Regions from separate parts of the Homo sapiens genome. Here region 1 is linked to region 2. A link is an interaction called in ENCODE POLR2A ChIA-PET data of the cell type or tissue named here. Cell type or tissue: OCI-LY7. All regions are shown on one strand. Links, peaks and the distances in the headings refer to the core of each region. The heading gives the core; the rest is flanking DNA. Region 1 has its middle 56 kb from the start of LINC00598. Region 2 overlaps LINC00598 (long intergenic non-protein coding RNA 598).

Region 1 (5,377 bases), core at 201-5,200, 64 kb after region 2:
TTCACGAGTAATGTTATTTAAGTTTACACTAAAAATGGGTGAATTTATGATATGTAAATTATACTTCAATGAAGCTGTTAAACAAAAAAGGCACTTCCTAAAAATTGAAAGTGACACCTGTCAGGTGAGTAACAGGTTTTTTCATATCTGAGTGTGGATATCAGTCGCTTGCTCTGGACACAGAGCCAAAGAAAATGCTGAACACATTCTCTGGATTTATCTGAGTGACGCAACATAGCATGGTGGTAAAGAACGTGGCCTTCGGGGTTGGACAGATGGGCTGTGTTCAGCAAGCTTAAGTAAATGCTTAACCTTTCCAATCCCAGACTCCTCTTCAGGAAAACAGGAATAAAAACACCTTCCTTGCAGGACAGATGCAGGGATTAAATGAGGTAATGCAGTAAAGTTTGGCATCTAAGATTTCAACCCAAACCAGTGGCTATGATGGCTTCTAACACCAAGGCTTGCACAAGGAGACTGAACAAAAGGGGGACTTGCAGCGTGTTTCACTGGCCAAAAAAAATTAAAAATAGGCCGGGCACGGTGCCTCATGCCTGTAATCCCAGCACTTTGGGAGGCCAAGGTGGGCAGATCACGAAGTCAGGAGTTCAAGACCAGCTTGACCAAAATGGTGAAATCCCATCTCTACTAAAAATACAAAAATTAGCAGGCGTGGTGGCACATGCCTGTAATCCCAGCTACTCAGGAGGCTGAGGCAGGAGAATCGCTTGAACCCGGGAGGCGGAGGTTGCAGTGAGCCGAGATGGTGCCACTGCACTCCAGCCTGGGTGACAGAGCGAGACTTCGTCTCAAAAAATATTAAAAATAAAAATAAAAAAATAGAGCACTTGAGCTGCCAGATGACCTGGCAGGGCACACATCTGACGAAAAGAATTTTCCAGTGATGATTCTGAAATGATGAAGAAGTTTAAAAGAGCTTCAAAGGGCTGCGGCCGTGTCTCGAGCCCACACAGACCGGTCAGCCCTGTCACCTCCAGAACCGGCCTGGCACCATGGAAAGGGCACGGAAAGGGCTGCCAAAGCCGTCCTCGCGCCCACGCACGAAACCACCACCTCCGCAGCCGGGCCCAGCAGCTCCACTCCATCTCCCCTTTTCAAAATGAAGACCCTAAGATCTCCTTCGAGGAGATGAGCAGAAAGCCCAGCCGCAGAGCTGCGGACGCTAACGCCAGCGCCAAGCGGGTGCCGACACTCCCTGTGCTGTTCCGGCCCCACACCATCTGGAAAACAAGGTCGTCTTACCCTGTTTAGTCCATGAGGAAAGAAAGGCTCAGCTCAGGGAGGACATTTGCCCAAGGTTACATAACTGGTGGGTGCGCGGGCCAGGCCTGACATCGGGTCCACCCAGATGCCAACCTTCCTTACTGCTCCTCTCCAGCGCCTCAGCCAGCTCCCAGCCTGGGACCCAGAAAGGCCCAGAGCCCGCGCTCATGCCAGCACACGATATCTTCGGTACTAATCCCCGGATTTCATTAATCTCTATCACAGGTCCAAAGAGGAGGGGTCGCTGAGGCTGGGCTAATCTCCCTCCCGAGTTTGACTTCCAACTTTCCATGAAGGCCTTAGCCCTATTGCATCCCATGGGACCAAGTAAAAACCTTAGGCTCCCAGAAGATCAAGGGGATGTTTATCTGGCATCTAGGGATCAACTTCTGGAAGAAAAAAATACAGCAATATATCTAAATCCATTTCTTCAGGAAATTAATGAATGGAAGGGCTGCTCTTAGCAGAGTCTCCAGAACTGAATATGCAGAGGGCTTAAGGGTTCCTTTTCTAAGTAAGAGCTGTCTCACTGCTTCCTTTTTTTATTTTTTTTTTTTTTTTATTTTTTATTTTTGTGAGACAGGGTCTTGCTTTGCCACCCAGGCCGGAGTGCAGTGGCACAATCATGGCTCACTGTATCCTGGACCTCCTGGGCTCACACAATCCTCCTTCCTCAGCTCCCAAGTAGCTAAGACTACAGGCACGTGCCCCCACACCTGGCTCTTTTTTTTTTTCTTTCTTTCTTTCTTTTTTTTTTTTTTTTTTTTTTTTTTTTTTTTTTTTGTAGAGAGGGGGTTTCGCTATGTTTCCCAGGCTGGTCTCTAATTCCTGACCTCAAGTGATCCGCCCACCTTGGCCTCCCAAAGCGCTGGGGTTACAGGCGTGAGGTTACAGGCCAAGCCCTTAAATTATTCAAAGCTAAAGTTCTACTCCCAAGACCCCAAGGTTAACCGAAGTCCAGAAGTCCTCCGGTACCTGAAATACCTCACAGCTGCTAGGCTTTATGGCTGTTGTCAGACTGTTCAAACACAAACAGAGCCAAATATCCTGCCAGCCAGCACGGACCTGCTCCCAAGAATCATGTGTTATGGTTTCCATCACACCCAGCCATCAAGTCCTGTTTGAGCTTGTCATCCCTGCAAGCCATGTGACTGCTGGCACCTACCTGGGTCACATTTGCCTCTTCCCTTGGGACACAGCTTTTTGCAAAAAGGCCATAGCCACTTGCTAGGATGAGTCAGAAGTTCCTCAAATCTCCTGACACAACTCAGGGGCAAAGAGAAAGGGACAGCAAACAGGCCCAGCAGGGGCTGTCTAGCCATGACATAAGAAGCCAGCACATATCTTTAGAGGAGCGTTCAGCTCCGAATCCCAACCTGCTTCACAAACACCTGGGGCAAACTCCAGAGATGGCATTTCCACTGGCAATGACAGGAATCGGGCCAAACACCACACATCCCCCTGGACACTCTTGACGTTCAATACATTCACAGAAGCTTCCTTGACCACTCCTGGGCCCTGTGACCCTATCAGGCCAAGGAGCTGGTTCACAGAAAGTGAAAGATTCTGACAAGCAGAGTATTTTCCCTCTGAGCAGGTGTGGTTCCTCACTGAAACAGGAATCCTCTTTATTCCACAAGCGAGACACAGAACAAACAGTGCCCCAGGCCGGAGAACTGAGGCCAGACCTGCTTCCCAGGTGACCCCGGTGTCCACAAAATAAATGCCCCTGTAGGATGGGGATCATCCGCCTGCCTCTTTGCACACACTAGTCTCCTGGCCATTCTCCTGCGAAGGCCTCAACCTCCCAAAGCCCTTTAAAAGATAACATTTTTTCCATCCCCTTTTAATTATCTTGAGCCAATGGGGACAGGTTCAGACTCTGTCCCTGATTACTTTGATGGGTAAATCCCCTGCTGCTCGGCTGAGGAGGGCTCTCAGTAACCTCAGTCCAGCCATCCAGCTCCCCACAGCCCCGCCGCCAGGAAGAGCCTGGCTCCACAACCCCGTGCCAGGCCCTTGACTTCCAGCCAAGCGTACCCACTCACTCTTTTCCTGTGCTTTCCTGATTTTTAAAAGAGCTGGCACGGGGGCTCATGCTTGTAATCCTGGCACTTTGGGAGGCCAAGACCAGAGGATCTCTTGAGCCCAGGAGTTCGAGACCAGCCTGGCCAACATAGAGAGACTCCCATCTCTGCAAAACAATTAAAATAGAAAGATTATTGGGTGGGTGCAGCATACCAATATGGCACATGTATACATATGTAACAAACCCACACATTGTGCACATGTACCCTAGAACTTAAAGTATAATAATAATAATAATAATATATATATAAAAGATTATTGGGGCCAGACGTGGTGATTCATGCCTGTAATCCCAGCACTTTGGGAAGCTGAGGCAGGCAGATCATCTGAGGTCAGGAGTTCGAGACAAGCCTGGCCAACATGGTGAAACCCCATTTCTACTAAAAATACAAAAATCATCCAAGTGTGGTGGTGGGCTCCTGTAGTCCCAGCTACTTGGGAGGCTGAGGCAGGAGAATTGCTTGAACCCAGGAGGCAGAGATTGCAGCGAGTTGAGATCACGCCACTGCATTCCAGCCTGGGCAACAGAGCGAGACTCCCTCTCAAAAAAAAAAAAAAGATTATTGGGTGTGGTGGTGCGTACCTGTAATGCCAGACACTTGGGAGGCTGGGGCAGGAGAATCCATTGAGTGCAGGAGTTTGAGTCTGCAGTGAGCCATGACAGTGACACTGAACTCCAGCTGGGGCAACAGAGTGAGACTCTGTCTTGGGGAAAAAAAAAGTAGGAAAGAGAGTTTTTACATACCCTTCATCCAGCTTCTCCTACTGTTAATGACTTACATACTGATAGTACAATAATCAAAACCAAGAAATTAACTCTGGTATGATACTGTTACCTATACTTGGATTTCACCAGATTCTCCACTAATGTCTTCTTTTTCTGTTTCAAGATCCAATCCAGGATCCTTTGCTGCATTTATCCTCATGTGCTCTGCAAGCTGAGACAGTTCCTCTGTGTTTTCTTGTCCTTCAGGACCTTGACAATTTGTAAGAGTCCTAGTCAGATATTTTGTAGGATATCCCTTAACTTGGGTTTGTCTGATGTGTTTTCTCACCATTAAACAGGTTATACATTTCTGGCAAGATTCCCACAGAGGTGACGTGCCCTTTTCAGTGCATCATATAAGAAAGTATATGAGGAAACTGAGGCCCAAGAGCTTAAATAATTTCCTCAAAGGCAAATGGCTAATAATGGACAGAGCTGGTACTCAAGTTTGCACAACTAAAAAGGCGTTGGTCTTTTTACCTTTCCCTAACTTCCAGAATGTAGAAACCATACTTTAAGCAATATACAGGTTATGTAATACATGAAACACAGTGTGCTATATTATTGCAGGTACAATATGGATATACAGGCCAGGCGCGGTGGCTCACGCCTGTAATCCCAACACTTTGGGAGGCCAAGTAGGGTGGATCATTTGAGGCCAGGAGTTCAAGACCAGCCTGTCCAACATGGTGAAACCCTGTCTCTACTAAAAATACAAAAATTAGCCAGGCGTGGTGGCATGTGCCTGTAATCCCAGCTACTAGGGAGGCTGAGGCACGAGAATCACTTGAGCCTGGGAGGTGGAGGTTGCAGTGAGCTGAGATGGCACCACTGCACTCCAGCCTGGGCAACAGAGTGAGACCCTGTCTCAAAAAAAAAGTACATGATGTCGATTTATCTTACCACTGGTGATGATAATCTTGATCATTTGGCAAAAGTGGTATCTTCCAGGTTTTTCCACTGTAATCTCATTCTTTTCCCCCTTTATAATTAGAAAATATTTGAGGGGAGATGCTTTGTAGATTTGGAGATGCTTTGATTATGTAGATATCCTATTTCTCCCTTTTGCCCTCTAACTTACCATTCATCAGTAGATCTTTCTAAGGCAATTATTACTGTGATATTTTAAGGGTGATCTTCCATTTCCCTCTTATGCAATAGAAGAAAAGTAACGGGTAACTATTGTGTATAAACAGGGTGTCCACGTGATTTGTCATTCAAACCAGGACACTTTTGAAA
Region 2 (5,377 bases), core at 82-5,081:
AAATAGAACTGAATCCGTGGCCTGCTCACTGGCATAAACCCTCCTCGCCTTGGATGAAAGGAGAGTTGGTCACAAGACCATATTTAGCTCACAAAAAATTCACTCCAACTCAGAACTCAGCAGCACCAACAACCCAAAGCCAAGATGTAGCTGCCCCGAAGAGAAAACTTCCCCTTTACTAAAATCATACTTGGAAGTCTGTGTGATACACCAACTCTCCCAACTCAATTCCGATCAAGTCAAAATTCTTGGTCTTAGAATTGGGGGGCAAATGAAACGTGAGGATTAGGACCAAGCCACACGTGCCTAAGCATTCCCTCCAATTTCTCTCACAGGCCCTAAAGTGGTGGGAGAAGAGAGGGAGGGCCAGGTGGCCTGAAGCCATTCCAAACGGCTCAGGGGGGTCAGTGTGATCTTACTCCATTACTCCATCTCTCTGCTGCAAAACCAGATGGAGCTGGTCACGACAGGATGTGGAGACAAGATATTCCAAATGGAGGAAACCAAAAGAGTGAACACCCTGAGCCAGGAAAGCATGACACTCTAGAACAGCAAGGCCAGAGGAGCTCAAGCAGAGGGAGGGAATGAAGCCAGAGGGCATGAGATGAGGGCTGGGGGCTTGACACTCCAGGTGAGGGGTTTGGGTGGATGTGTCTGTGTCTGTCTGTGTTTTAGGTGAAACGAGGTGGGAGGTGAAGAAGCTGTGGATTAGGGTGGCAACGGTGGGAGTCCCACCTGGGGCTCTACTTGAGCAAGACCACCAGGGTAGAACCAGTGCGACCTGCTAAACAAATGGATATGGGGGAGAGAGGAAGAGGAACAAAGAAGCCATGTGGGACTGGGGCCTGGGCAGAGGGGATGCCATTGACCAAAAACAGGGAGACAGAGGACCCTGCCAGGGTCAAGATCCATACAAAAGGTATTTTGCACTCGTGGAGGTTGAGATGCGTGTTATCCATCCAGGTGGCAAGGGACACACAGCACCCACCCCACTATTTTGCCACCAGCGAATGAACATTCATTGAGCATCTGCTGAGTGCCAGCACTTTGCTGCACACCACACAAGCACGTATGCCTTCTATCCCTGAATTGCTCAGGAAGGTTAACACAGTGACTGGTTCCATTACACCTTTTAAATATCAGAGACTCAAAGGAATTAAGTAATACAGGGTCCCCAACCCCCCAGGCTGTGGCCAGGTACCAGTATGTGGCCTGTTAGGAATGGGCCGCACAGCAGGAAGTGTGAGAGCGTGACCACCTGAGCTCCGCCTTCTGTCAGATCAGCAGCGGCATTTGATTCTCATAGGCGCGCAAAATCCTATTGTGAACTGTGCGTGGGAGGGATCTAGGTTTCACGCTCCTTATGAGAATCTAATGCCTGACGATCTGAGGTAAAACAGTTTCATCCCAAAACCATCCCCCCACTGCCACCCCAACCCCAGTCTATGGAAAAATTGTCTTCTATAAAACCAGTCCCTGGTGCCAGAAAGACTGGGGACCGCTGAAGTAATGTAATATATCCAATGTGATCTAGCTAGAAAGTGACAGGCAGCATTTCAACCCAGGGCCTTTGGCTCCAGAGTGCTTAACCAACACTCCATGCTGCCAACCCAATGACACCTTTTATTTCCCCAAAATCTGCAACATCAGCCTCTTTAAGTTGCAGTGTTGGGGGAGCACGTGAGCATCACGTGCCCACTGACAGCCAGGATGGACTTAGCTGAGCTGCACTCTCACTTGGGGTACAGTTGGTTGGTGCTTCTGAATCACCAGGCGGGAGGTGGTGGGGCCCAGTGGTTGACCACAGTCCCAGGGGGAGGGAGAGAAGCAGTGACTCCACCAAAGCAGTGGCTCCACCACCATCATCCTGGAGACACACGGGCTGAGTGGCCCCCACGCTTCCAGGACACCTGTGGGTGAAATGGCTGAGCCCAAAGATTGCCACAGCTTTTCCTAGCCTGAAGCTCCAGGTTTAACAACTGGTACTGCTCTGCAAAAGCAGAAGAGCTTGACCAATGATGAGCCTGAAGAGGCAGAGAGAGAGAATCGTAGCCATCTAGATTAATTTGAAAAGTACCTAGATGCCTGAATCCCCCACCAGAGGGTCACCTTCCCCGCTACCTCCTCTCATTAAAGATTAACTTCAGTGATGATTTAAACAATCAATGTGAGGACTGTGCCTTCAAAATTTCCCAATCACAGTACCTGGGAGGCTATACTACCTGATAAGAAACCTCATGCCGGATTAAAATTGCAGCTACTATGTGTGGAGCACTTACTGTACATAGAGACTATCCTAAGTGATTTCCATATATTAGGACAGCAACCCTGTGAGCTAAATTCTATCATCATCCCTGCTTTTCAAATGAGGAAACTGAGACACAGAAAGGGTAAGTAACTCACCCAAGGCCACCTGGGTAGCAAATGGCAGAACCCGAATCTGAGCCCAGGCAATCTGACCATGCTCATCACCGCTGTGCCTGCCTGCCTGCATCTTGCTTACTCCTGTGATCAGCAGTCAGGGCCTTCCTCAAGACCTGTTTTGAGCTGTATCCCAGCTCAGAAAAGAATGTCTTGATCCATCCAGAAGAATGTCCTTAAGGTCAATGTTTGTGATCACACTGAAGCTCAATCAGGACACAGGGCAGTCAGATGTGCTGGCTTACTGTGCGAGCCCAGGACACCTAAAAGGCTCTGTCAAATCTAGTACAGGTACAGAACCTTCGAGAGAGGACCCAGACAGTATACAGGTGTACAAAGATGAGCAAACAATTGGGGTTTGATTAACATATTTCAGTGTGGACTGTAACACCAGCAGCAGGGCTCAGGGAAGCTATAACACAGAAACTTACTTCAGGAACCTTCCCCACTTCCTATGCTCCTTCTCTCTTCTGTGGTAATCTCTCTTACTACTGTTAAAGAAAAATGATTCAATGGTACTTGTTAAAGCATGGTAAGGCAGGCCCGGGCACAGTGGCCCACACCTGTAATCCCAGCACTTTGGGAGGCCAAGGCGGGCAGAACGCCTGAAGTCAGGAGTTCGAGACCAGCCTGGCCAACATGGCGAAACCCTGTCTCTAATAAAAATCAGACGGGAGTAGTGGTGGGTACCTGTAATCCCAGCTACTTGGGAGGCTGAGGCAGGAGAATTGCTTGAACCTGGGAGGCAGGCAGAGGTTGCAGTTAGCCGAGATCATGCCACTGTGCTCCAGCCTGGGCCACAGAGAAAAAAAAAAAAAAGAGCATGATAAGGCAGACATTATCAGAACCATCATGATAGGTATGAGGACCACTGCAGTGGGGCCTGGTGGTGGGGGAGAACTTAGGCTCAACTCCAAATACAGCATGGACAAATGGGAATTTACAGCCAAGGAGCAGAGTGGGGGTCGATGAATGGAAAATTACTAAGAGGAAACATCAGGGATAAGGGGGACTGTGGCTAAACCGACCTAACAGGATTCTTCCTGAATATAGCCCAGGGTGACCAGACATCACCTAGGGATGGAGGAAGATGATGAGCCTGATTAGATACAAGGGTGAACAGATATGGAGGATGGGAGCTCTTGATAAACTCACTGATTAGGGCTCTTTGTTAAAACGGATTTTACAAGGAAGTGCACAGATGGCCTAGGAAAACGTTGAGGAGTTGGACTACAGCTTGGCCAAGCAGAGAATCTTTGTCCCTATTCACATACAGTGTATTCATCTCTCACCCTACCCCTCATCAGAACGAGGATCCCTCCCGGGCATCTTCACCCAAATGAAGGCATCTCTAACTATGGAACTTTAAGTACTGACCAGCCTTTACTAGTGCTACCATTTGTTGGGCATTTGCTTTGTGTGCTAAGTGCTTTACAAATGTTATTTTATTCCATGGCCCTCACTTCATTTGACCACCAACAACCCTTAGCACAGCTGAAGACTCCATCCTCCTTAAACTCTTTCATCACTTGGCTTCCCAAATACCACCTTCCTTGTTCTTCCTCCCACCCAACTGGCTGTTTACTCTTGTGCTAGCTCCTCTTCATCTCCCTGACCCCCAAATGTTGGCAGGACCCAGGCTCAGGTCTCTTCTCTATCCACAGGCACCCCATATGCAATGCTGTCCAGTCTAAAAAGGTTGTAATTGCTTTGTCCAAATTTATATCTCCTTCCTGACTTCACTCCCTGAATCCCAATCTTTTAGTTCCAACTTCCAACTTAACGTCTCCATTTCTCTATCTAACAGGCATTTCATGTGGTCAAAATGGAACTTTTGCTACCACCCTTCCATCCATGTCTTCCCCAGCTCAGTCTACAGCAGTTCCATTCTTGCAGTAGCTCAGACCAAAAAACTTGCATCATCCTTGATTCCTTCCTTTCTTTCTCATCCTATATCCAACCCAGAAATCTGGTCAACTCTGTCTTTAAAACCAATCCAGCCGAGCACAGTGGCTCGTGCCCGTAATCCCAGCAGTTTGGGAGGCCGAGGTGGTCAGATCACCTGAGGTCAGGAGTTCGAGACCAGCCTGGCCAACATGGTGAAACCCTGTCTGTACTAAAAATACAAAAATTAGCTGGGCGTGGTGGCGGGCGCCTGTAATCCCAGCTACTAGGGAGGCTGAGGCAGGAAAATCACTTGAACCTGGGAGGCAGAGGTTACACTGAGCCAAGATTGTGTCACTGCACTCCAGCCTGGTCAACAGAGCGAGACTCCGTCTCCAGAAAAAAAAAAAAAAAAAAAAAAAAACCTGATCCACAGTCAACCATTTTGTCACCTCCTCTGCAACATTCTGGTCCAGACTCCGTCATCTGTCCTAACTCATCTTGTGGCTGCCATGTCTGCAGAGTCAGTCTATTCTCAACTCAGAAGCCAGCGTCATCCTTTTTAAATATAATGCAGATCACATCCCTGCTCTGCTCAAACTCCTCCAGTGGTTTCTGAGCTACCTCCAGGAAGAATCCAAAGTCCTTAACCATGGCCTGGAATACTCTGTGTAGCTCTCAGATAGCTCTGCCCTCGAATCCTGCTGCCCTCCCAGCTCACTGCACTGCAGCCTCTTCTCTGCTGCCACAAAGCCTTCATACTTGGTGTTCCTTCTGCAAGGAAGAGTCCTTTCTCAAGTCTCCAGACAGCTCATTCAGTTCATTCAGGCAGACTCTCCTTGACCACCCTATCTACAGTAGCAACTGGGATGTGCACACACACACTCACACACCCTCACCATACTCACACACACAACTCACACATCCCACCATCAATCTATTCTGTCACCCCACTTGGCCTTTTTTAATATCATTTATCTCGTGTGGTATATTATGAATGTATTTGTTGATTGTTGTTGTTTTTATTTATTTTCTGCCTTAGTCCATTAGAATATAAGCTCCTTGAAAGCAG

The links. ChIA-PET counts read pairs that join two places held together with the same protein. Peaks named below come from ENCODE experiments on the same cell type or tissue, not always from the same donor. Only the 100,000 strongest peaks of a DNase experiment are listed, where the experiment ranks them.
Region 1: POLR2A ChIA-PET joins it to region 2 with 22 read pairs; 3 of 35 experiments call an interaction of 5 or more read pairs at or near these places.

Annotation. Positions count from the first base shown.
Region 1 is chr13:40,534,403-40,539,779 of GRCh38, forward strand. No RefSeq gene overlaps it. Among named protein-coding and RNA genes, the nearest start is that of LINC00598, 56 kb to the left of the region's middle. RefSeq lists a silencer at 3,170-3,464. In OCI-LY7, for the core only: no CTCF peak of the experiment used is centred there; a DNase peak (open chromatin) is centred at 2,442; H3K4me3 peaks cover 68 bases.
Region 2 is chr13:40,470,883-40,476,259 of GRCh38, forward strand. LINC00598 (long intergenic non-protein coding RNA 598) reads right to left here. Exons shown (of 7, transcript NR_024507.3): 2 at 3,112-3,213. Among named protein-coding and RNA genes, the nearest start is that of LINC00598, 7.4 kb to the right of the region's middle. In OCI-LY7, for the core only: a CTCF peak has its summit at 2,093; no DNase peak of the experiment used is centred there.